Regions from separate parts of the Homo sapiens genome. Here region 2 is linked to region 1. Evidence: read pairs that join two places in POLR2A ChIA-PET (ENCODE). Cell type or tissue: OCI-LY7. All regions are shown on one strand.

The links. Peaks named below come from ENCODE experiments on the same cell type or tissue, not always from the same donor. Only the 100,000 strongest peaks of a DNase experiment are listed, where the experiment ranks them.
Region 2: POLR2A ChIA-PET joins it to region 1 with 5 read pairs; 8 of 35 experiments call an interaction of 5 or more read pairs at or near these places.

The regions. Positions count from the first base shown.
Region 1 is chr12:118,277,869-118,280,368 of GRCh38, forward strand. The region is part of intron 1 of TAOK3 (TAO kinase 3); the gene reads right to left. Among named protein-coding and RNA genes, the nearest start is that of TAOK3, 94 kb to the right of the region's middle. In OCI-LY7, no CTCF peak of the experiment used is centred here; no DNase peak of the experiment used is centred here.
Region 2 is chr12:118,369,839-118,372,338 of GRCh38, forward strand. All of the region lies in intron 1 of TAOK3 (TAO kinase 3), which reads right to left. Among named protein-coding and RNA genes, the nearest start is that of TAOK3, 1.8 kb to the right of the region's middle. RefSeq lists silencers at 1,909-1,998, 2,099-2,158. In OCI-LY7, no CTCF peak of the experiment used is centred here; no DNase peak of the experiment used is centred here; H3K4me3 peaks cover 1,025 bases.

The sequences.
Region 1 (2,500 bases):
GATTTACTTGAAAACACTAGGGAATATAATCTTGTCTTACCCAAGGTGGTTGGGTACAAAGGTCAACACCTAAGGCCAAAACTGCATACAGCTCTAATTACCCTTGAAAATTCCAGTGTTTGTGGTTTTGTTTACAAAACTCTTTAAAGCAATTTTCACACACAGTCAAGTTTGGGAACCACTGAGCAAGTCAAACCTGCCCCCACCCCAAAAGCCTATTTATAAAAGGGATTTTTTTTTTTGCACCCAGCAATAAAAAAGTAGAATTTGAATTTATTTTTTAACATTTACTTTAGGTTCAGGGGTACATGTGCAGGTTTGTTATATAGGTACATTGCACAGGGGTTTGGTGTACAGATTATTTCACCACCCAGGTAATAAGCATAGTACCCAATATGGTAGTTTTTTGATCCTGACCCTCCTCCTTCTTTCCACCCTCAAGTAGGCCCTGGTGTCTGTGATTCCCTTCTTTGTATCCAAATGTACTCAGTATTTAGCTCTCACTTAAAAGTGAGAACATGCAGTATTTGGTTTTCTGTTCCTGTGTTAGTTCATTTACTAAATGACTCCCAGCTCCATCCATGTTGCTGTAAAGGACATGATCTCATTCTTTTTTCATGGCTGCATAGTATTCCATGGTGTATATGCACCACATTTTCTTTATCCAGTCCACCGCTGATGGGCATTTAGGTTGATTCCATGTCTTTGTTATTGTGAAAAGTGCTGCAATGAGCATATGGGTACATGAGTCTTTATAGTAGAATGATTCATATTCCTTTAGGTAAATAACCAGTAATGGGATTGCTAAGTCAAATGGTAATTCTGCTTTAAGTTGAGAAATCGCCAAACTGCTTTCCACAATGACTGAACTAATTTACATTCCCAGCAGCAGTGTAAAAATGTTCCATTTTTTCTGCTACCTTGACAGCATCTGTTATTTTTTATTTTTATTTTTTGAGATGCTGTCTTGCTCTGTCGCCCAGGCTGGAGTGCAGTGGTGCGGTCTCGGCTCACCACAACCTCCGCCTCCCGGGTTCAAGCAATTCTCCTGCCTCAGCCTCTTGAGTAGCTGGGATTACAGGCATGCACCACCACACTCAGCTATTTTTTATATTTTTAGTAGAGGCAGGGTTTCACCATGTTAGCCAGGTTGGTTTCGAACTCCTGACCTCTTGATCACCACAGGTGATCTGCCTGCCTTGGCCTCTCAGAGTGCTAGGATTACAGGTGTGAGCCACCAACAGCCATTCTGATTGGTGTGATATGGTATCTCATTGTGGTTTTGATTTGTATTTCTCTAATGATTAGTGATGGTGAGCATTTTTTCGTATGCTTGTTGGTTGTGTGCATGTCTTCTTTTGAAAAGTGTCTGTTCATGTCCTTTGCCCACTTTTTAATGGGATTGTTTTTTGCTTGTTGATTTGACTTCCTTATAGATTCTGGATATTATTAATAGATCTTTGTTGGATGCATAGTTTGCAAACATTTTCTCCCATTCTGTAGGATGTTTATTCTGTTGATAGTTTCTTTTGTTGTACAGAAGCTCTTTAATTCTCATTTGTCAATTTTTATTTTTTTTTTGCAATTGCTTTTGGTGTCTTCATCATGTAATCTTCGCCAGGTCCTATGTCCAGAATGGTATTTCCTAGGTTACCTTCCAGTGTTTTTATAGTTTTAGGTTTTACATGTAAGTCTTTAATCCATCTTGAGTTGATTTTTTTTTTTTTTTTTTTGAGAGAGAGTCTCACTCTGTCACCCAGGCTGGAGTGCAGTGGTACAATCTTGGCTGACTGCAACCTCTGCCTCTGGGATTCAAGCGATTCTTCTGCCTCAGCCTCCTAAGTAGCTGGGGCTACAGGCATGCAACACCATGCCCAGCTAATTTTTGTTTTTATTGTTGTTTTTTTTTTTTTTGAGACAGAGTCTTGCACTGTCAACCAGGCTGGAGTGCAGTGGCTTTGATCTCCGCTTACTGCAATCTCCGTCTCCTGGGTTCAAGCGATTTTCCTGCCTCAGCCTCCCAAGTAGCTGGGATTATAGGCGCCCGCCACCACGTCCAGCTAATTTTTTGTATTTTTAGTAGAGATGGGGTTTCACTATGTTGGCCAAGCAGGTCTTGAACTCCTGACTTCGTGATCCGCCCGCCTTAGCCTCCCAAAGTGCTGGGATTACAGGCGTGAGCCACCGCGCCCCACCTTTTTTTTTTTTTTTTTAGATGGAGTCTCGCTCTGTCGACAGGCTGGGGTGCAGTGGCGCCATCTTAGCTCACTGCAACCTCCGCCTCCCGGGTTCAAGTGATTCTCCTGCCTCAGCCTCCAAGTAGCTGGGACTACAGGCGTGCGCCACTACGCCCAGCTAATTTTTGTATTTTTAGTAGAGACAGCGTTTTGCCACAGTGGCCATGCTGGTCTAGAACTCCTGACCTCAAGTGACCCACCTGCCTCAGCCTTCCAAAGTGCTGGGATTACAGGTGTGAACCACTGCACGTGGTGTGATTTTT
Region 2 (2,500 bases), 92 kb after region 1:
ATAATTTCTATGTCTCAGGAGAGGACTTCTAGTTAGCGGAATTTTTTTTCTTTTTGAGACGGAGTCCTGCTCTGTCGCCAGGCTGGAGTGCAGTGGCGCGATCTTGGCTCACTGCAACCTCTGACTCCTGAGTTCAAGCGATTCCTCTGCCTCAGCCTCCTGAATAGCTGGCCCTACAGGCACACACCACCACGGCCATCTAATTTTTTGTATTCTAGTAGAGACGGGGTTTCATCATGTTGGCCAGGATGGTCTCCATCTCCTGACCTTGTGATCCGCCTGCCTCGGCCTCCCAAAGTGCTAGGATTACAGGTGTGAGCCACCGCGCCTGGCCATGTTAGTGGAATTTTCATAACCACATCAAGCTGCACACTCTCTGAAGCCATAGAAGAACTGCTCTGTATCAGGTAATGTCAAATAAAATCCCTAAACAGTGCTTCTCCTCTACTTATTATTACCCTGATAAAAATAACTTCAGTAATTTTTGTCTTGGATTTACATAGCAGTTATATGTAAGGCATCTGCATTATATATTTAGGAAATAATACAACATTCCTTTATTCCTCTTAGTTGAAACTGCCTATATTGAACACTGGCAAAAGACTTCTAATAAAACACATTCTAAACCTGAAACAAAGGCGATATCTAAATAACCGACATTACATAGTAATTACATTCCTCACTATTTTCCTAAAACCATCATTTTCGATGTCTGCTTCTATAAAAAAAGAAACCAGTCCAAGAGGTGAGGAGATACAACCTATAAACATTGAAAAGGAGGTTTTAAAAATTCAAATACAAAACTGCTGGGTACAACCATAACAAAGCATGTGCATTCGAGTTTGAAAAGTAGGTAGGGCAGTATTAACATATCCTAAGTACTGTGAACAACTAGCCTGATCATTAGTTTAATTTTCACATCCCTCAGAGTAGGAGGCTGTCCCCCAACTCCCACCCCCTATTGCTTCCCACTATTTGTTTCAACCTTTTAATAGATACACTTGCCTCCCACCAGGACACACAGTGTCTGGTTTAAATAGGTTTATCTCTCTCCTTAGCTTGTCCTGGAATTACGCCTAAAGCTCAATCCTGGCAGCTTTTAGGATAAGAAATCTAATTGGAAAGAGCTCTTAGTTTTGCGACTCCAAAACCTCTTTTGAAAATTTAGTTTGACCTTCCAACTATCTCCAACAGATCAAAGTTAAACAGTCCAGATTCCAAACCTAGTATAGTTCCTTTAAATCTGCATTGTAAACATTGATACTGATATGCTGCCAAATCTAAAAAAGTTTCTTAGCTCCTTGAGCTAAAATGAAAAACCAGTAGTCCAGGAAAACGCAAGGGTCTATCAAAGAAATATTCTTATTAATCTAAAACACGGGTCTCCAAAAGGATCCCTGTCCCTTTCAACTTCTTGTGGAGGGGGAAGTGGGGGAGGTTTGAAGAAGCCCCTTCCAACTTTTCACCTGACCTTTTCATTAAGATCAGGAAGCCCCTCGCTTTCAAGACATCCACATCAGACTCTAAGGAACGAATGCGAAGCCAGCGGGCCAGTGAGAAGAGGTCAGGCCGCGCAGGTCTCTTGATCATTCCAAGATCTTTGTCCTGCAGCCAGCCCCACCAGCCCCTCCAGCTCCTCCAGCCCATGCGTTTCACTTCAGAGATGTTTCATGACATAATCCGGCTCCGGAGTCCCCCGGAGTCCCGGGGGCTCACACTCCACCCTCAGGGAGGTCGCTGATGCCAGACCCTGGGAGCACCTCCCCGCTCCACTCGTCTGCGCTGCAGCCGGTTCCTATTTGCCCGACGCCGCGACTGCGACCCAGGCTCCCCGCCGCAGCCGTTCTTGGGGGGGCTCCCGCAACTCAGCGGGCGCGACCCCCCGCCCGCTCCCTCGCTGCTCACGCCGGGCCCCCGCTATGTGACTGGGGGCCCGACCCGCACCCATGGGGCACCGCTCCTCCCTCGGGGTCCGCGCCTGCACCCGACGCTCAAAGCCCCTCTCGGAGTCCCACGCTCGCATGCGCTGTCCCGAGCCCTCTGGGGGTCCCCTCCTCTCACCCCGCTGTCCTGGCCCCTCTCGGGGTCACCCTGCTCCCACCCGCTGTCCCGGCCTCTCTCTAGGTGTCCTGCTCTCAGCCCCGCTGTCTCAGCCCAGCCCCCTTCCGGGACCCCTCCTCTTCTCCCACTGTCTTGGCCCTTCCTGGGGTCTTCTCACACTCTGTTCTAAGCCCTCTGGGGATCCCCTGTCTTCACATCCCCTGACCGGTCCCCTCTCTTTACTCTGTCCTGGATTCTCTCTGGGTCCCCTCCCCTCACCTCGGGGTCTCCTCTCCCCGGGTGCTGTCCCAGCCCCTCTCGGGGTCCCCATCTCTCAGACTCTCAGTGCCGGCCCCTCTCGGGGACCCTTCCCCTCTCCCCGCTGTCCCTGACCTTTTCTGGGACCTGGTCCTTCAGGGGACCCCCTCCCCTCATCCCCCTATCCTAGTGCCTCATGAGG